Regions from separate parts of the Homo sapiens genome. Here region 1 is linked to region 2. Evidence: chromatin loops called from intact Hi-C (ENCODE). Cell type or tissue: psoas muscle. All regions are shown on one strand. Links, peaks and the distances in the headings refer to the core of each region. The heading gives the core; the rest is flanking DNA.

The links. Hi-C counts contacts between places; a loop is a spot of excess contacts. Peaks named below come from ENCODE experiments on the same cell type or tissue, not always from the same donor. Only the 100,000 strongest peaks of a DNase experiment are listed, where the experiment ranks them.
Region 1: it touches region 2 in a loop (2.3-fold over the local background); 23 of 110 quality-filtered maps call a loop at or near these places.

The regions. Positions count from the first base shown.
Region 1 is chr22:40,272,392-40,282,688 of GRCh38, forward strand. TNRC6B (trinucleotide repeat containing adaptor 6B) reads left to right here. Exons shown (of 23, transcript NM_001162501.2): 7 at 1,034-1,209; 8 at 4,686-4,760; 9 at 5,608-5,653; 10 at 7,604-7,752; 11 at 8,728-8,898. LOC124905121 (a long non-coding RNA gene) reads right to left here and starts at 4,442. Exons shown (of 2, transcript XR_007068107.1): 1 at 4,140-4,442. In psoas muscle, for the core only: no CTCF peak of the experiment used is centred there; a DNase peak (open chromatin) is centred at 5,209; H3K4me3 peaks cover 1,728 bases; H3K27ac peaks cover 2,245 bases.
Region 2 is chr22:40,053,811-40,064,107 of GRCh38, forward strand. It overlaps a transcript of TNRC6B not described here. Among named protein-coding and RNA genes, the nearest start is that of TNRC6B-DT, 14 kb to the left of the region's middle. In psoas muscle, for the core only: no CTCF peak of the experiment used is centred there; a DNase peak (open chromatin) is centred at 4,671.

The DNA.
Region 1 (10,297 bases), core at 4,138-6,637, 220 kb after region 2:
ATCCTACAGGGTGACAGCTGTCCTTCAAGGAAAGGCCTGGAAGAGCCAATTTTCTGCCCTTAAACTCTTCATATAAAGCTATGTACAAATCAGAAGACTTTCATAAATGTCCTGTCATGTGGGAGAGTAGAGGTGCAGATGGAAGTTTCCAGGCAAGAGAATGTGTTTCCTTTTCTTTCATCATTTTATACAGTATTTTTACTGCAAAGTATGTTTTGATTCTGTACAGTATTTTCGGAGGGAATTAAGGACTTATTCCAGTCTTCAAATTAAAGATCTTTGTTTAGAATGGGATACTGATGTCCCACTTCCTCAAACATTAAAGCCTCTTGGATTTCTCTCTGCTTTCCTTTCTCCTTTCCTCACATTTTTTCCTTCTGTCTTTTCAAAACCACTACGTATAAATTCTTTGCCTCTTTAGTATCTAATACATTTCAAGTGTGTAGTTCTAATACATTTTAGATTTCCATGGCTATATGTGAATTTTTCTTCTTTCACCATAATTCTAATATTCAAAAATGTTATAAAAAATTTTCCCCCTTTTCATGTTCTGTTCGTCTCTGCTTCACCCCAAGCAAGCTAGACAGTTGTCCTTTATCATACCTCGTATTTATAGTGTCCATTGTATATAAAGTACATACTGAATGGAGGATAAAACCAGGGCTACAGTAAACCATGTTCATTAAGAGGAACAGATTTATCTTAATTGAGATGTGAAATTTCTTGCCAGGAATGTTGTGATAAGTTCTTTTCAGTTTTGAAATTCCTGTCCAACTTTGTGCAAGGGAAAAAGCATTGATCCATAAATCAGGAGGCCTTGATTCTATGGTTTGTTAACTTTCTGTGTATCATTGAAGCTTTATGGATTTTAGTTTCCTGCTCTCTAAAAAATGAGTAATAATATTTGTCTTGCCATGGAGATGGAGTAGATAAAATTACAAAGACACGTAAATGCTGCATCTGCAAGGAATTATTATTCTGATGATTGTTTTATATAGCTGTTGCAAAGAGTTAATTCATTCTTTCCTTAAAGATTCCAAATCTATGCAAGACGGCTGGGGGGAGAGTGACGGGCCAGTCACAGGAGCTCGCCATCCCAGCTGGGAAGAGGAGGAGGATGGAGGAGTCTGGAACACCACTGGCTCTCAGGGCAGTGCTTCCTCCCACAACTCAGCAAGCTGGGGACAAGGAGGAAAGAAACAAATGAAGGTAGCCTGCTTAGAAATGTTCGCACTTGCTCATTCGCTCTGAGAAGGCAGAACTGAGGTTTTGTTTTGTTTGTTTTTGTTTTGAGACAAGTTCTCCCTCTGTCACCCAGACTGGAGTGCAGTGGGACAGTCACGACTCGCTGAGCAACCTCCTGGGCTCAAGCAGTCCTCCCACCTCAGCCTTCTTAGTAGCCGGAACTATCACCATGCCTGGCTAAATTTTGTATTTTTTAATAGAGACAGGGTTTCGCCCTGTTGCCAGGATGGTCTCAAACTCCTGGGCTCAATCCTCCTGCCTTGTCCTTCCAAAGTGCTGGGATTACAGGTGGGAGCTACCATGCCTAGCCAGAACTGAGGATTTTTAAATGAAAGGTGTGAGGCAACTGGGGTCCTCAAGGTCCTAAGTAAGGGGAAAAATATTTTCTTGGAAACAAATAACTACTTCCCTTTTACCCTTCGTCTTGCTTTCCCATGACCTTGAAACCTTGAACTATAAAACTGTTGCTGTGGGTAAAATGAAGTTTTCAAAGATACGAGATATTTTTCATTTTTAGTTTCCACATTATAATAATCTTTTGGAGGCTCTCAAGGCATACTTTATAAATGCTTTTGCATTCTAAAGCCAGAGAAGTCCTTCCAGTAAATCCCCATAGATATGTAGGAGGGAATCCAGAGGAAGATAATGCTGGCTTCTCCCGCGGCAATCAGCACGTCTTGATTTTATCTGATTTGGGAAATTCCAAGACCCAGAACCCTTCTCCCGACAAATGAAATACCAGTGAGTACTTGTGTGCTATAGCAGCTAAATGATTAATGATATCTCTTTTTTTTTTTTTTTTGAGACGGAGTCTTGCTCTGTCGCCCAGGCTGGACTGCAGTGGTGCAGTCTCAGCTCACTGCAAGCTCTGCCTCCCAGGTTCACACCATTCTCCTGCCTCAGCCTCCCGAGTAGCTGGGACTACAGGCAGCTGCCACCACGCCCGGCTAATTTTTTGTATTTTTAGTAGAGATGGGGTTTCACCATGTTAGCCAGGATGGTCTCGATCTCCTGACCTCGTGATCCCGTCCACCTCGGCCTCCCAAAGTGCTGGGATTACAGGCGTGAGCCTCTGCGCCCAGCCTAGCAGCTAGATGATTTCTCTACATCATGTACCAGGTTGTGTACTAAACTTTTCACCTTCTGTGTGAAAGTCCTCATCACAGTTTGATGAGGACTTTGGTTTTCAATCTAGAACAGTAGTCTTTGAGCCTGAACCAGTGTCTTCGCAGACCCTCTCTTTTTTCAATTCCAGATTTTCGTTTGACAAATAAAATAGTGGAAATACGAAATGGGCATCCAATACTTAACTTCAACATGAGAGTCTTGGCACCCTATGAAACGGTTCACAGCTAATATTCTCCCACGTTTCAAATACCAGATGCCATCTTAGAGGCCTTCCCATGTCTGAGGATTGGGCCTTCATCCCCTTTGCCCTTTGCCTATAGGACACTAATTTTGTAGATGACTCTTTCTTTTATAGCATAAGAATACAGTCTGTTTCTGTTTAGAGATGTTTTGCTTAAGCAGTCACTTACGGGTTTTCTTCTATTAAGAGCTTTTATTTCTTCAGTCACAGAAGGAATTATTCAGCAAACTTTTCAGCATTCCTTGCACTCTTAGGTTGTCTAGTGTGATTTTGGCTTTCTTTTGGTTATTTACAAATTAACAATGAGACTAAATTAACTGATTGAAAGGGACTAATAAATACCTCTCTAGGTTGACAACCAAGATTTAATTAAGTTAATTGGGAATTGACTCTTTCAGCCCCAGTACCAGTGATTCTGACTTTATATACCGAGGGCGTTTTTTTTAAAAATTGTGATAAAATACATATAACATATAATTTACCATAGCGTACATTTTTAAGTGTACAGTTCAGTGGCAATAAGTATATTCACATACTTATGTTGCCATTTACCACCATCTATCCGCAGAACTCTTTCTATCTTACAAAACTGAACTCTGTACCTATTAAACAGTAACTCCCCATTCCCCCCTCCCTCTAGTGAGGGCTTTTTTGACCTTAAAACCTGTACTAGCTGGCTGCGGTGGCTCATGCCTGTAATCCCAACACTTTGGGAGGCTGAGGCAGGTGAATCACCTGAGGTCAAGAGTTCAAGACCAGCCTGGCCAACATGGCAAAACCCCGTCTCTACTAAACCTACAAAAATTAGCTGGGTGTGGTGGCAGGCAGCTGCAATCCCAGCTACTTGGGAGGATGAGGCAGGAGAATTGCTTGAACCCAGGAGGTAGAGGTTGCAGTGAGCCGAGATCGCGCCATTGCACTCCAGCCTGGGTGACAAGAGCGAAACTCAGTCTCAAAAAAAAAAACCGCCCCCCACACACACACCAAAAAAACCTGTACTAAACTTAAGTACTTCGTCACTTTCAAGGATAATAAAATTGATTTGATGACTACCATCACGGGCTGGGCACGGTGGCTCACACCTGTAATCCCAGCACTTTGGGAGACCGAGGCAAGCGGATCACGAGGTGAGGAGATGGAGACCATCCTGGCTAGCATGGTTAAACCCCATCTCTACTAAAAATACAAAAAATTAACCGGGCATGGTGGCGGGTGCCTGTAGTCCCAGCTACTCGGGAGGCTGAGGCAGGAGAATGGCGTGAGCCCGGGAGGCAAAGCTTGCAGTGAGTTGGGATGGCACCACTGCACTCTAGCCTGGGTGACAGAGAAAAAAAAAAAAAAAGATAGCTATCATCACAACATAGAGAATTTTCACCTGTGAAATACACAACTGCACAAAGCCCCAGCCCACCCAGTCCTCTTCATAGTTCCCCCTGCTTCCCTCACAGAAGTGAAAGTGGAGCTCATGGTCAGTGCCTTGTTCAGGGGAGAAACTAGTTTGTCCCATTAAAAAATTAAAACCTACCTCTGCCCTACTTTGCCCAGGAGATCAGCAATGGTGTCTTCCACTAGGTCTCTTTACCACCAGGACCAATGTCTTTTATGCTGTGAAACAAACAGAGGAAGCACTATGAGTTCCTTATAATGCCCAGTTTAAATAGGCTCCTTTCCAAATGACACGCACTGACATCAAACTGTTTTCTCCTAACATAAACCAGTTTGGGTTACGAGGAGAGCAGCCTAATGAAAGTGAAAGTAGTCGTGTGCAAAACTTCTATTTTAGAAAATCATATCAGACTTCTTTCTATTTGAAAAGCAAAAGTACCAGCTGAGCATGTATTTTTCCAGTTACTTCTGGTTCAGTGTGGTGAATTTTATAAAAATGAAAACATAGATATAACTAGGGCTTATTAATCATTTAAACTAACATAAAATATCAACATAATTTTAGTTAAAGAGAAATAGGACTTAAAAAGGTAAACTCAAGTCTACATTTTCAGTCTGTATTAATAAAACTCAGGAGGCTGAAATAAATTATTTGGTTCTGAGGTTCCGTGTTTCATTTCTGTAGTGCTCACTCAAAGGAGGAAACAATGATTCATGGATGAATCCTCTTGCCAAACAGTTTTCAAATATGGGATTGCTGGTAAGTTTTATTTTTTTCAAATGTATAACGTATCCCAACTTTTAGGTTTAATATTAATACCAATTTTAAGACAACTGCCACATATAGTACAAAATTAAAGATTTAAAAACTAGTTAAGCAATGTTCTTGACCTTTTGAGTTAAGTAATATTTCTCTTCTATTCTTATTAATGACATACTCCAACATTTAAAGGTTATGGCTTTTAAATGTGTAGTCATTTTGTCCTTTTCCTTAGGAGGATAGAGAAGAAAGAGGCATTAAAAATTTATACAATTGTTTCCAACCGCATTACTGTACTAGTTTTCATATTATGATTTTTTAAAAAGGCAACGATAACGAAACTAGAAAAACTATACTGGGACTAATTACATAGGGAATTCTTGTAGAATTTCTGATTTCTTTATCTCTCGGCAACGTTGTGGGGACACCCTGTCCCTGGTTGCCAAAAGACAAATGACTTGACTTGGCTGCACAGTTGAAGGTTTGATGACTTGACAAGTCACGAGAAGAAGTTGTCATTATTTGGCGGTCACTCATGGAATTTGATCCTGGGCTGACTAGAACTTAAGGACGGGGGTTTATTTCTTCAGGCAGCTGTTTATCTATTGCTCTCTTTGTAGACTTATTGAGACTAATTGTATGTGAAAACTGAATTGTAGGAATATAGGCCCAAACAGCAATCAAGCTAGCATATTAAAAATGTTAATGTCTTCAGTACCATCAAGTTCATTTCAGAGAACCTTCTATGGTGCCAGTAGTAAGACGTGGCTCTCAGGTGAATAATGCCACTTCTTTGATTCAAAGATGTGCATCCTTAATTCTCTCTCATCTGTTCTTTATTTTCCAGAGTCAGACTGAAGATAATCCAAGCAGCAAAATGGATTTGTCTGTAGGTGTGTATCACTCCGCTGAAAAGAATGGAGTATATCAGTGTTACAGTGTCCTTTTGGCATCTCCTGCCCAATTTGATTAGGGATAGGTGCAGTTCAGTAGACATTGATTGAGCACTTACTCTTTGTAAGGTACTGTGCTAGACACTGGGCAGGGATAGAAAACTCACATGACTACAGGAGTCAGCAAAGAATGTAAATAAGTGATGTGTGCCGGGTATAAGAACCTGGGACGAGGCCGGGCATGGTGGCTCATGCCTGTAATCCCAGCACTTTGGGAGACCGAGGTGGGTGGATTACGAGGTCAAGAGATCGAGACCATCCTGGCCTACATGGTGAAACCCCATCTCTACTAAAAATACAAAAATTAGCTGGGCATGGTGTGGCGCACCTGTAGTCCCAGCAACTCTGGAGGCTGAGGCAGGAGAATGGCGTGAACCCAGGAGGCAGAGGTTGCACTGAGCCGAGATTGTGCCACTGCACTCCAGCCTGGCAACATAGCGAGACTCAGTCTCAAAAAAAAAAAAAAAAAACCTGGGACGAGGTGGCCACAGGTTAACTGTGGAGCGTCCACCTAGAAGAATCAGCCTTGCATTGCTCCTAGCAGTTGCTGCTCTGGAGGAATCCAGGCTGAGCTATGACAAGTCTTTCAGCAGAGGCCAGAAATTCAGATATATACTGGCATTATGATTTTTGTATTTATTTATTGATTTTTTGAGACGGAGTCTTGCTCTGTCACCCTGGCTGGAGTGCAGCAGCTTGATCTCTGCTCACTGCAACCTCTGCCTCCCAGGTTCAAGCGATTTTTCCCGCCTGAGTCTCCTGAGTAGCTGGGATCACAGGCGTGTGCCGCCACGCACAGCTAATTTTTGTATTTTTAGTAGGGACGGGATTTCGCCATTTTGGCCAGGCTGGTCTCGAACTCCTGACCTCCAGTGATCCACCTTCCTCGCCTTCCCAAAGTGCTGGGATTGCAGGTGTGAACCACTGTGCCCAGCCCTGATTTTTATATGTCAGAACTAATTCGGGTCTCTTAAAATGCTCTATGGGGCCAAACAAATTGTGTGCCAGATGTGGCCCTCAAGTTGCCAGTCCTGTCTGTACCAGGATGCTTCGTTATTGACAAACTCTCACATTGCAACTGGAGTGGAAACGGTGTTAGCCACTAGTCTGTGGGGTTTTCATAGTAATGCTCTTGATCACCCTGAGGAACTTGAAAAGAATCAAACTAAGAAGAAATGAAAATAATTCTGGGTAGTAAAGGAAGTAGGTAGTCTTTGATCTATGATATTTCTAAATATGAGAATAATTAAAACATAAGTTTCCTGGGGCAGCACTGGTTATATCAGCAGACGACAGCACATTTATAGAGTTGTGAAAGAAAAGTGGTATAGTTATGGCACCTGGGAAATTGCACCGTGTAGGTAATGTGGACACATCTTCTGTGTTCAGCTCTTAAGTTCTAAATTTTAGGGCAACCACTGTGCCTCTTTGATCTTTTTATTCCTTGTAACTATGTTTCACCCAGACCATTTATCTAGATGATGCTAAAATAGCAAAAACAGACAACTTCTCTCCCTGAGGACATTTGAATTTATGAGCAAGATGTGTTCATCAGACACATCAGTATCCAGTCTAAATGTTTTCTTAGCGAGATTTTTGCCAGGTTATCCCTAAGGCTCTTTCAGTCTTCCATGGAAAACAAACTACAACAGATACATGTTTTGTTTTGTTTTTTAAAATAAATAAATAAATAAAAAGGACCCATGTGTGTTCCAGGGACAAACACCAGCAGCCTGGACCAATGAGAGTTTGTCTCGTCTTATCCCCAGAAATAGAAATATTAATAGCTTATACCCAGCACCCCCATGAGGATAGTGGGGCAGGTCACTCTTGGTTCATGGGGGAAACATTGATTCTGGAAATTTTCACTCTGTGTATGCTACTTTTCAGGAAGCCTTTCAGATAAAAAATTTGATGTGGACAAGCGAGCGATGAATCTCGGGGATTTTAATGATATCATGAGGAAGGATCGATCTGGGTTCCGTCCACCTAATTCCAAAGACATGGGAACCACAGATAGTGGGCCTTATTTTGAGAAGGTGAGTTGAATCCTTTGTTTAAGATAATAATTCATGAGAACCGCTTTGGTTCCCATTTGTCTTTTGATAACTGATTCTAGAGGAAGCATAGAATTACTGAACTAGATGAGCAAAACACAAACATCACCTGCATTAACGTGGTGACCTGAAAACCATTGATGTCAACAGGTGATCAGGCAAGAGCAAGAACCATCTGTCTTTAGCATGTGTGTATTAGAAAATCTGAGTTTTGAGAAATTCATGAAGTGTGGAAATTTTAGAGATAAACTTACTCTGCATTCTTTTTTCCGCTGCTGTGCAGCTACAAAATAAATTTTGGGATTTTGTGCAAATATTCCATGTCTCCTAAGGCCTTGCCTTCTTCTAGTTTTGAGATAACTCTGTTGTTATCTTTCCCCAGTTCCTAGCGATCTGTGTTTAGTTACAATGGTATACTTTTCAAATTCTCATCTACCTAATTTAACCAAGCAGTTTCTACCTATTGGTTTTGATGTTTAACATTTCTAATGGTGGGAATTATATCTTGATCCAGAATACCAATTTGCTGTGTTCCTGATCTTCAGAAAGCAGTTAAAACCAAAATTTTTAAATCTGGCACGTTTTGACACTGTTGTTGCTGGTCCAGACAGCAACATATTCACAAGATTGGCCTGGCTTCTGTTTCAGCAGCCACATTGCTAGAGTAATCAATATTAGATGCGTAAAAATAAAGTGTCTGGCAATTTTTATTGTAATGCAATGGACAGAACGTGTTACTAACTTAGAGGAAAAGAAAAATCTATATCAAAGAAGATGACAGATGGTGTCTGTTGGGCCAAGTGTAAAGATTATTATCAGATCCAAATTCCATCCTTGGTTATTGCTAATACACTCTAACTTTGTTTATTGCTAGTGTTTCTCTCTTTTCCCTTCTTGCATTCTGTTGCTTCACTAACCAACACTCGTTGTGATTGGCTAACTCCTACTACTTTTCAGCTGACTTTGCCTTTCTCCAATCAAGATGGGTGCCTTGGGGATGAGGCTCCCTGCTCTCCCTTCTCCCCTTCTCCCAGCTACAAGCTGTCTCCCTCTGGTTCCACACTACCCAACGTCAGCCTTGGAGCAATCGGCACAGGGCTCAACCCCCAAAACTTCGCTGCTAGACAAGTAAGGAGGCCTCTCAAATTTATAACTGCTTGGCTATGGCCTCGCCTTGGTCCTGGTCTGCAGTTTATTGCATCATTTGTCTGTCTTGGGAAATTTGTTGATTACTGAATGCACAGAATGATATTAAGTGTAGGTTCTAGATCTTTCAGCCCATAGAACCCATCTCTCTTCATGTTTTTCAACACGGATTTTATTTTAAACCTGTATTTTTTTTTTTGTCTCCTCATTTTTGATCATAAGTTCATATTTAATAAGTAATAACTGACTAAGGAAAATGTTAAAGAGGCTACGTAAGTACCTTAGACAATCTAACTTAATGCATTTGCCATTTTAAACATTAGATTGGATATGTAATACTTTGGAGATCTTTTCAATTTAATAAACCTGCTAATTTAAAAATAGGAAAACTAGTATGATTAAGTATTTGTGGGTTATGGCATCTTGAAATCTAGTGTCTTTAAGTGTAAAATATAGTAATTACCCGGAGAAGGGTAACTTTAAATAGTAAACGGTGAAGCTTTGGGAAGAATGGGTATTGCTGAGACACAGCAGTGTTTCATTGCACCTGGGGTTGGATCTGGCAACCCTCCAGGGAAGGGCTGTGCAGTAGAAACAAGACAGGCAGGCCTGGGAGGATCATGCCTCCTCACCTTGCCAGGCCTGAGGGTGCACAGCATGACCCTGCCTGCCTTCCCACAATAGCTCTGTTGTAGTTTTTGTGGAGAAAACCAGGACTTTGGAGTCACAATTCCTTTGCAACAATAACCCCAGCAGTGATAGCCATACTTCTGTGACCACTTACTTGTCACTGTGACCTTCACCTCAGGACGTTGTGGGAGGACGTTAATTATACAACTTGTAATTATTAGTTGCATCCACATGATGCATACATGATGATGTTCTGTCTCCATATGATAACTTCCACATACACGTTACAGGGTGATGTGAAGCAATACCTCTGACACCAGTTAAGTTGCACATAGGTCTCTTATATGCTTTCTAATTGCTGCCTTAGCACATTTTAAAAAATGGATTATACTATATCCATGTGTTCAGTTGGTTATTTCTGGATTGGGAGTTACAACTGATTTTTTATTTTCTTCCTTTATATTTCATCATTTTCCTTACTGCTTCCACAGAGGACATGGATATATACTGTTTATATAAATGGAAGAAATTATTATATTGATGTTTTGGGGGTTCTTTTATTTTGAATCGAGGTATAGAAAACATGAAATAGGCATAACATTCACAGTTAATGGTGATTGTAAATGTGGTGGATCACATGATTATCAAATGCTGTTAGTACATAAATTAGTATAGTAGACCAGCCAAACTAGCCGAGCATTAGGCTCTAAAAAAAGGTCATTCTTCTTATTTTTTTTGATCTGTAGATTGC
Region 2 (10,297 bases), core at 3,472-5,971:
AAACTGTAGTGAGAATAATCTTTTAAAACTACAGATGTGTTCTGTGTATATCTTAATTTAAAACATTTACTTAAAAAGCAAGTGTAAATCTGATCATATTTCTCCCCTACTTAAAACTGTTAATAACTGGGTGCACAGGCTCGTGCCTGTAATCCCAGCACTTTGGGAAGCTGAGGTGGGTGAATATCTTGAGCTCAGGAGGTCAAGACCAGCCTGGGCAACATAGCAAAACCCTGTCTCTGCAAAAAATACAAAAATTAGCTGGGCGTGGTGGTGCCTGCCTGTAGTCCCAGCTACTCAGGAGGCTGAGGTGGGAGGCTAGCTTGAGCCTGGAGGCAGAGGTTGCAGTCAGCCGAGATTGCGCCACCACACTCCAGTGTGGGTGACAGAGTGAGACCCTGTCTCAAAAACAAAACTGTCAGTGAGGCCTAAAGACCCTGATAAGAACCTGAATTCTTGTTCTTGCCTTTTTCACTGACTGCCCAGTGAAGCTTCTGCCAGCGTCCCCTGCCTCTTTTCCTACTGTCTTCCCCCTTGCTGAGTGTACTCTCACCATACTGACCCTCTTCAAGTTCCGGAAATGTGTGTTCTTCACTACCCAAGGTCCCTTCCTTGAGCATACTATTCTCACAGCTGGAAGCCCGCAGGCCCAACCTTAGTTAATGCCTCTTCAATCCTGAGCTCAGTGTGTGTGTCTCCTCTTTAATGACTTCCTAATCACCCCGCCCCACATTAGAAGATATCAATTGTATAATTATTTAATTTGTATATTATATTTCCCCTTCTGGAAAATAGCTACATGAATAAAAATACTCTGTTTTATTCACATTTGTGTCACCAACATCTAGCACTGTGAGTTGCACATAGTAGGTCCTCAATAAATATTTTTTCAAATGAAGTTAAGAAAGAGAATTTAAAATAGAATTTCTAAAAAACCTCATTTTAGGCAAAGCTTGGTGGCTCATGCATGTAATGCCAGCACTTTGGGAGGCCAAGGCAGGCAGGTCACTTGAGTCCAGGAGTTCGAGACCAGCCTGGGTGACATGGTGAAACCCATCTCTACAAAAAAAAAAAAAATTAGCTGGTTGTAGTAGTGCGCGCCAGTAGTCCCAGCTACTCGGGAGGCTGATACAGGAAGGTTGCTTGAGCCCGGGAGGCAGAGGTTGCAGTGAGCTGAGATTGCACCATTAAGCTCCAGCCTGGGTGACAGAACAAGACTCCGTCTCCAAAAAAAGAAAAGAAATTATGCTTGGGCTTGACATGATGACGCTCTCACTAAACATTTGAATGCATAGACATGCTGAATGCTGTGCTAGGAGCCAGGACTACAGAGGTGGGGCGAAAGGAGATCTTTGTTCCCAAGGAATGCACAGCCAGGTGGGTGAGACAGATGTGGACACAGATGAGTGCCATTTAGTGTAATAAGTGCTGTAATAGACAGTACAAGAGGTGCTGCGGGGATGAAAAGGAAGGTCATCAACACGATGGGGAGGTTGAGAAAGCCTTCCCAGGGAAGGTGACACTCACACTAAGTTGTGGAGGAAAAGGGCATTTCCGGCAGAGAGAACAGCCTGTGTAGAGGCATGGGGGAGCGTTTTTAGTATGTGGAGAAGATGACCGGCACAGCGGTATGCTTTACAAGGCTGGCATTAGGGTACAGGGCTAATAGCTGACTTACAGTTGAACCATGATATGTCAGACTCAGCCTCTTACTCCACTGCAGTTTAGGACAGGAAATGACCTTAGAATAATGATCTGAATCTGTATGTTTGAATTCATAAAGGCATAGAGTACCATTCAGAGAAGATAATCATAAACCACAACGGCACTTGTCACTTCTAGTTAATATACTTGCTTCAGTGGTGTACCTATAACCATGCAAATGATGTTAGGTGGAATTAGAAAGTGGTGACTCATTTAAGCTTATCTGTAGGAGCAGAGAGTGTAAAGGAAGTGACTTCTAGATCACCTGAGGTGAGTGCTGATACCATCTCAAATGGATCAGACACTGAACCAGTGAAAGAGAGGAAATCAGAAAAGAGGACTACCCAGAAGGGCCTCTGGTATATGTTCTGGGAAAGACAGTTCCTACAGCTTGAAGGTCTTTACATATCTCCAAGTCTCCAAGTGGTTCACTGAGCTAACATTAATCTAATTTAATTCTCAACCAGATTTGAAAAAGGGAGATTAATTGGATAAAAATGTAGCCCATTTTCCTTCATTTACTCCTATTTGTTTTCAATGTCTCTTTCCTTTTCTGTCTCCTCCTATCCATTTTTCTCTCCCTGTTACTCTTAAGTAGTGTCTCCTTTCCCCATCCACCCCATCTCTAGCCATCTTCCATTCTATTTCCGCTAAGTTGCTTTCAGTTGCAGGATGTCCATACCTTGTTGGCTAAACTAATGTTTCTCAGCTTTGCATATTCAGAGCTTGATATTTTTCAAATGGGAAGAAGTGATTATGCTCTGGTAGTGCTGATTACACTCACAAGATGTTAATTGACTTACGGTAATGCCGATTTCTGCAAGTTCTGTGTATGTATTTGATCTACATAACAAAGGGCTAAGGAGCTAAGTGATGATAGGGAGAATGGTAGTAATGAATGCAGTTTAGTTTAAGATGTTTGGAAGAGAAAGGACAGAGAAAAATGGAAGCAGGACGAGGTTGAGAAGGCAACACCTTTAAGTAAGATAGAAAATCAGGCTGGGTGCAGTGGCTCATGCCTGTAATCCCAGCACTTTGGGAAGCCAGAGTAAGAGGATCACTTGAGGCCAGGAGTTCGAGACCAGCTTGAGCAACATAGTGAGACCCCCATCTCTACAAAAAATGTTTTAAACATCAACTGAGCATGATGGCACATGCCTGTAGTCCTAGCTACTCAAAAGGCTGAGGCAGGAGGATTGCATGAGCCCAGGAGTTGGAGGCTGCGGTGAGCTAGGATTGCATCACTACACTCCAGCCTGAGAGACAGAGTGACACCCTGTCTCAAAAAAAAAAAAAAAAAGAAAGAAAAATCTATAATCTATTAAAAGATATACAGGAAGCACCCAGCGGAGAAAGAAAAATGGAAGTTGCTTGAATAGAGATGGTAGCAGATTTGATGGGGCAAGGCCACCAGATTCCTCCCATGGGCACAGGTAGACTATATTCATTGGAAGTTCCTTGTAGTATCTCAACAGAGTAAGAAGTCGTCATGGGTTCTCATCTTGGATACCTTGAGCTCAAAATGAGTTTATGCTACTTTGTTTTGTCATGGCACCCACTAGAATGGTTTGCACATAGTAGGTGTAAACAGTCGAGATAAAGTCACAGGATTGAAAGATGATACTGATTATACCTTTAAACTTCTTACCAGGTAACACTATCTGTGGTTTATGACAAGGGAACATGTTTATTAATCCTCTTGTGAATAGTACAGTTACATTGAATTTTTTTCCTAAAGGTGTTGATTTATTAAATGTGTACATTGAAAATATGCCAGGTTTTTTTTTTTTTTTTTTGAGACAGAGTTTCGCTCTTGTTGCCCAGGCTGGAGTACAATGGCACCATCTCGGCTCGTCGCAACCTCCGCCTCCTGGGTTCAAGTGATTCTCCTGCCTCAGCCTCCCGAGTAGCTGGGATCACAGGCGTGTGCCACCACGCCCGGCTAATTTTGTATTTTTAGTAGAGACAGGATTTCTCCATGTTGGTCAGGCTGGTCTCAAACTCCTGACCTCAGGTGATCCGCAGCCTCCCAAAGTGCTGGGATTACAGGCGTGAGCCACCCTGCCTGGCCCAGAATTTTCATAATGGTGTTTTGGCATGTCTTTATTTAAAAAAATATATATACATATCTCGAGCCTCAAAAACTGGAAGTGGACCAGGCTTTCTAACCTGGAGACCCCCTGGTCAGCATATCAAGAGAAATGTCTTGGGTACTTGCTGGGTACAAGATTCTGATGTGGAGGAAGGCAATCCAAAGTAAAAGATGAAACAGCTGCTCTCTGAGGAGCTAAATGTCTTTCTCCTGTGAAAATCCTGCTGATGGTGTCTCATGCTCAGTAATATCCTTTTCCTGAGGAGAGGTTTTACTCAGATGTTATCTCTGTAGACCTTCTAAATAAAGACTTTCCTGTTAGATGTACCATGGACAACAGATTTTAAGTTAATATTTCACCATCTACTCTTTAGTCAATTTTGTCAACCTTCTTTTTACTATACAAGTTTTATATTTTTACACCAATATGTTTAAAATTTACAGTGTTTTATCTTGCATTTTGGCTCAATTGCCTTAAACAAAAGGCCACAATACTTACTGATTCCAGCTTAAACCATGCAGGTGGGTCTGTGGACTGCTCCAGAAAGAGGAGATCTTTTTATGCCCCATACCCCAGTATGTAGCCAAAAGGCTCAGAGGGGAAAATACTACTTTTACAACACCAAAAAACAAAAACAAAACATAAACGGTAAAAAAGGCTCTTGGTAGAAATCACAAAGAGAAGAAGAATGAATGAAGATGTAAAAGACATCACATTTCAAGCCAGTAAGGGATGGTTTGAAAACTTTAAAAAGGGGGCCCTCTACCTGTCCTCCAAAACTTGTGACTCAATGTGCTTTAGCACAATGTGCTTTAGCACAATGTGACACAATGTGCTTTAGCACATTGTGGCGCCAGCCTGCGCTTCCTGAACTGGCCAGAGCCGGGACTCAACCGATGCAGCACGTTAGCTTTGGAAGCAGACAGTCTCTAGACTGACTGACTGTACTGAAAAATGTGTATTTCATGTCATTTTCTCTTGCTTTGCTTTAACCTCCTATTTTTCAGACCTTGGGCTTATCATTCAGGGTGCTTTTCAGAAAGGTAACTGGAGGCTGGAGAGGGGCCCCTACTTCACCTCCGTCTGGAGAGGCGTGATGCTGTTGGATACCCTGTCGCTGGCAACCCACCTGCCCAGTACTTGAATCTTGAAATTCTGACACATTGAATCTGGAAACATTGCCATATCCTTTAGTTTTTCTTTTCTCTGTGGCTTTGGACTTTGACCTTCTCATTTTTATGTTCATGCCACCATCCTGAATCTAAATCATCCTTGGTCTATTTCTGGGTTATTTAAATAGCTCTCTAGTCAGTTGTCTTGTTTCTAGTTTCTCCCCAGAAAACATTTCCTACGTACTATTTTCTTTTCCTTTCTTTAGCAACCTGTCCTTACTGTGTGAAATCCAAACACCTTTGTTCCAGCCAAGTTCGTTTACTGCTCCCATTTATCAACTGTCATTTCTTTCTTTTGAATCTTTGCGTTCTGTACAATCTTTTCTCTGTTTTCCATATTATTTTCTCTCTTTTTGTCCCCATGCTCTATAAAGGTTTGACTTATGTAAAATTTTCTCCCTGCTTCTGGCTGCCAATTCATTGTCCCCCTTACTCTCAAAAAGCCTTCTCGAAACTTTGTCTTCCTGAAAGCCTTTCTTAAGTAACGCCTCCTTCATTTGGATATAGTTTGTTCTTACTGATATGATTGTGATGATAATGAATTACGTAGACTTTGCTAATTGCATTCATTAGTTCTAATGGCATTTTTATAGATTTCGATGTTTTTTTAAACAAATATATCATTTACAAAGAAAGACAAATTTACTTTCCAGTCTTTGAGTTCTAATTCATACCTTAATGTCCTGGCTAGTACTTCGAGTACCATGCTGAACAGAAGTGATACGAGTGGGCATTCTTGCTTTTCTCCTGTGTCTTAGGGAGAAAGTATTTAGTCTTGTATCACTAACTGTGGTATGATCTGTGCGTTTTCATAGTTGCACTTTATCAGGTTCCAGAATTTCTCTTTTAATCCTAGTTTACTGAGAGTTTTTAATCAGGAATGGAGATTGTTTCATTGGATGTGCTTTTTAAAATATATTAAAATATGTTTTTTCTTTTTTAGTCTGTTAACATGGTAAATTATTTTGACTGACTTTTGAACATTAAACAACCCTGGATTCCTGGGATAAGCCCCATTGGTCATGATAGAGTTTGGTTTTTTTTTTTTTTTTTTTTCCCCCCGAGACGGAGTCTCGCTCTGTTGCCAGGCTGGAGTGCACTGGTGCAGTCTCGGCTCACTGCAACCTCCGCCTCCCAGGTTCAAGCGATTCTCCTGCCTCAGCCTCCTGAGTAGCTGGTACTACAGGCACACACCACCATTGCCTAGCTAAGTTTTGTATTTTTAGTAGAGATGGGACGGGGTTTCACTGTGTTGGCCAGGCTGGTCTCAAACTCCTGGCCTCGTGTGATCCACCCGCCTCGACCTCCCAAAAGTGCTGGGATTTCAGGCGTGAGGCACTGTGCCCGGCCATCATTTTTTTTTTCTTTTTTTTTTTTTTTAATTTAGCAAAAAAAGTTTTAACATAAAAAATGCACATGACTTTTTTTTTTATTATTTTTATTATTTTTTTATTTTTTTGACAAAAAGTCTCACTCTGTTGCCCAGGCTAAAGTGCAGTGGCACGATCTCCACTCACTGCAACCTTCACTTCCTGAGTTCAGGTGTGTGCCACCACACCCGGCTAATTTTTATAAATTTATTAGCGACAGGGTTTCGCCATGTTGGCCCACCTTAGTCTTCCAAAGTGCTAGGATTACGGGCATGAGCCACCATGCCCAGCCAACCTATGGATTATTTAGAAGTGTTATTTGATTTCCAAATACTTGGAAGTTTCTACATATCTTTCTGTTATTGATTTCTACTTTAATTTTATTGTACCAAAGAATAGACTTTGTGTTTCTAGGGTCCCCAAGACTATCCCTAGGTTCAGTGATTACTTAGGAGAACACACAGGGCCCAGCATATAGTCATACTCATGACTAAGATTTATTTCAGTGAAAAAATACAGTGCAAAATTAAAAGGGAAAAGGTGCTGGTAGAAGCCAGGTGCCCAGGTGCAAGCTTCCAAAAGTCTTTTCCCAGTAGAACATACAGGACACACTTAATTCCCCCAGGAACAAGTTGTAACAATATGTGTGAAGTGTTGTCTACTAGGAAAGCTTGCCTGAGCCTAGGAATCCAGGCTTTTTATCAGGAGTTAGTTTGGTACCTAGCATGAACCAAAATTTCAGGCTCCCAGTAGGAAAACAGGTGTTCTGCATGAACCGCATGGTAGGTAGAGTTTAGACACAGTAAACCACCCTTATCAATTAGAGAATGGTGGAAACAATCCTGAAATTTAGATTCCCAGATGCCACCCAAGAGCCAACCTTTTTGCAAGCCGACTTTTCCAAGGATAGTAGCCTCTGGTTATGCTGTTTGAATTCTTTTTGGTACACTTTGTATAACTGAATCCTTTAAAATGTATTGAGATTTGTTTTATGGTACAGAATATGGTCTATCTAGGTAAATATTATTTGTGCATTTGAAAGGAACGTATGTCCGCTGTTGTTGGATTTATTATTATTATTTGAGACGGAGTTTTGCTCTTGTTGCTCGGGCTGGAGTGCAATGGTGTGATCTTGGCTCACTGCAACCTCCGTCTTCCAGGTTCAAGCGATTCTCCAGCCTTGGCCTCTTGAGTAGCTGGGATTATAGGCATGCGCCACCACGTCTGCCTAATTTTTTTTTTTTTGTATTTTTAGTAGCGACAGGGTTTCACCATGTTGGCCAGGCTGGTCTCGAACTCCTGACCTCAGGTGATCCACCTGCCTCGGCCTTCCAAAGTGCTAGGATTGCAGGTGTGAGCCACTGTGCCTGGCCTGGATTTAATATTTTATAAATGTCAATTAGGTCCAGATGGTTGGTAGTATCTTTACTAGTTTGCTGTTACTTGCTCATATATTATTTATTTTTCTTCTTTTTCTGCCTTCCTTTTCCCTATTTTTAAATTTCATTTTATCTTCTTTTTTGGTTAATTAGCTGTATTTCTTTGTGTATTATTTTAGTGATTTATAACATGCATCTTTTACATACCACAATCTATCTTCAAATAGTATAGTATCACTTTCGTTATAAGAACTTTACAATTAGGCTGGGCACGGTGGCTCACACCTGTAATCCCAGCACTTTGGGAGGCCAAGGTGGGTGGATCATCTGACGTCAGGAGTTCGAGACCAGCCTAGCCAACATGGTGAAACCTTGTCTCTACTAAAAATACAAAAATTAGCTGGGCGTGGTGGTGGGCGCCTGTAATCCAAGCTACATGGGAGGCTGAGGCAGGAGAATCGCTTGAATCTGGGAGGCGGAGGTTGCAGTGATCTGAGATTGTGCCATTACGCTCCAGCCTGGGCAACACAGCGAGACTCTGTCTCAAAAATAAAAAGAAAACTTTACAACTATATGTCTCCATTTCAGCCCTCCCAGGTTTTGTATTATTGTTATGCATTTTACTTATACGTATGTTATAAATCCCACAATATGTTATTTTTTAAATTTTACTTTATTTATTTATTTTTTGAGATAGAGTCTCACTCTGTTGCCCAGGCTGGAGTGCAGTGGCGTGATCTGGGCTCACTGCAACCTCTGCCTTCTGGGTTTAGGCAGTTCTCCTGCCTTAGCCTCCTGAGTAGCTGGGATTACAGACGTCCACCACCATGCCCAGCTGCCCAGCTGATTTTTGTATTTTTACTTGAAATGGGGTTTCACCATGTTGGCCAGGCTGGTCTCAAACTCCTGACCTCAGGTGATCTGCCCATCTCGGCCTCCCAAAGTCCTGTGATTACAGGTGTGAGCCACTGCCCCTGGCCATATATTATTATTTTTGTTTTAAATTAACCATTTGACGAACAACCAGACTATTTTCAAAAAGGGCTGCACCATTTTACAATCCTACCAGCAGTATATGAGGGTTCCAGTTTCTCCAGATCCTTTTCATTGTCTGGCACTTTTATTGTCAGCTATCCTACTGGGTAGGAAATGGTATTTTCATTTGCGTTTGCCTGAACGCTAATGATTTTGAGCACGTTTTCATGCACTTATTGGCTATTTGTATATTATTGTTGGAGAAATATCTATTCAGATCCTTTGCCCATTTTTAAATTGGGTTACTTGTCTTATTGTTCAATTATAATATTTCTTTATATATCTAGATATAAATCCCTTTTTAGACACGTTTTGTGAAATTTTCTCCTAATCTGCAGGTTGATGCACTAAACTTTTAATTTTGATAAAGTTCAGTTTATCTTTTTTTTTTCTTTTGCTATTTTTGCTTTTGGCATATCTATGTAGACTTTGCTTAACCTAAGGTCACAATGATCTAATTCTATATTTTCTTCTAAGATTGTTATAGTTTTAACTCTTACATTTACATCTCTGATCTATTTTGAGTAAATTTTTGTGTATGGTGTAGGGGAGGAGTCCAACTTAATTCTTTTGCATGGGGATATATAGTTTTTCCAGCCCCATTTGTTGAAAAGACTATTCTTTTAATTCATTTAATTATCTTGGCAACTTTCTTGTGAAATTGGCTGTAATTGAGGGTTTATTTGTAGATTCTCAATTCTATTCCATTGATCTATATGTCTGTCTTTATGCCATTACCACAATACACTGATTATTGTAGTTTTGTATTACGTTTTGAGATTAGGGAGTTTGAGTCCTCCAACTTTGTTCTTTTTCAAAATTGTTTTGGCCCTTCTGGATCCCTTGAATTTCCACATGAATTTTAGGATCAGCTTCTCCATTTCTACAAGGAAGTCAGTTGAGATTGTGATAGAAATGTGCTGAACTTACAGATCAATTTGGCAAATACTGCCATTTAAACAAAATGTTGCTCTATGAACATTTGCTGCTTTTCCATTTATTCAGATCATTTTTAATTTATTTCGACGTTTTATGGTTTTCAGCGTATAAGTGTTGCACTTCTTTTGTTAAATTTATTCCTAAGAGTTTATTCTTTTTGATGTTAGGTTTTTTTCTTTTTTCTTTTTCTTTTTTTCTTTTTTTTCGTTTTTGTTTTTGAGACAGGGTCTCACTCTGTCACCCAGGCTGGAGTGCAGTGGCACGATCACAGCTTACTGCAGCCTTGACCTCTTGGGCTCAAGTGATCTTTCTGCTTCAACCTCCTGAGTAACCAGGACCAGAGTTGCACGGCACCATGCCTGCCTAATTTTTTAATTTTTTGTAGAGACAGGGTTTTGCTATGTTGCCTAGGTTGGTCTCGAACTCCTGGGCTCGAGTGATCCTCCCGCCTCAGCCTCCCAAAGTGCTGTGATTACAGGCCTGAGCCACTGCACCCAGCCCAATGTTAGTTTACATATAATTGTTTTCACAATTTTATTTTTGGTTTATTCACTGCTAATATGTAGAAATACAATGGATTTTAATACATTAATCTTGTATCCTGA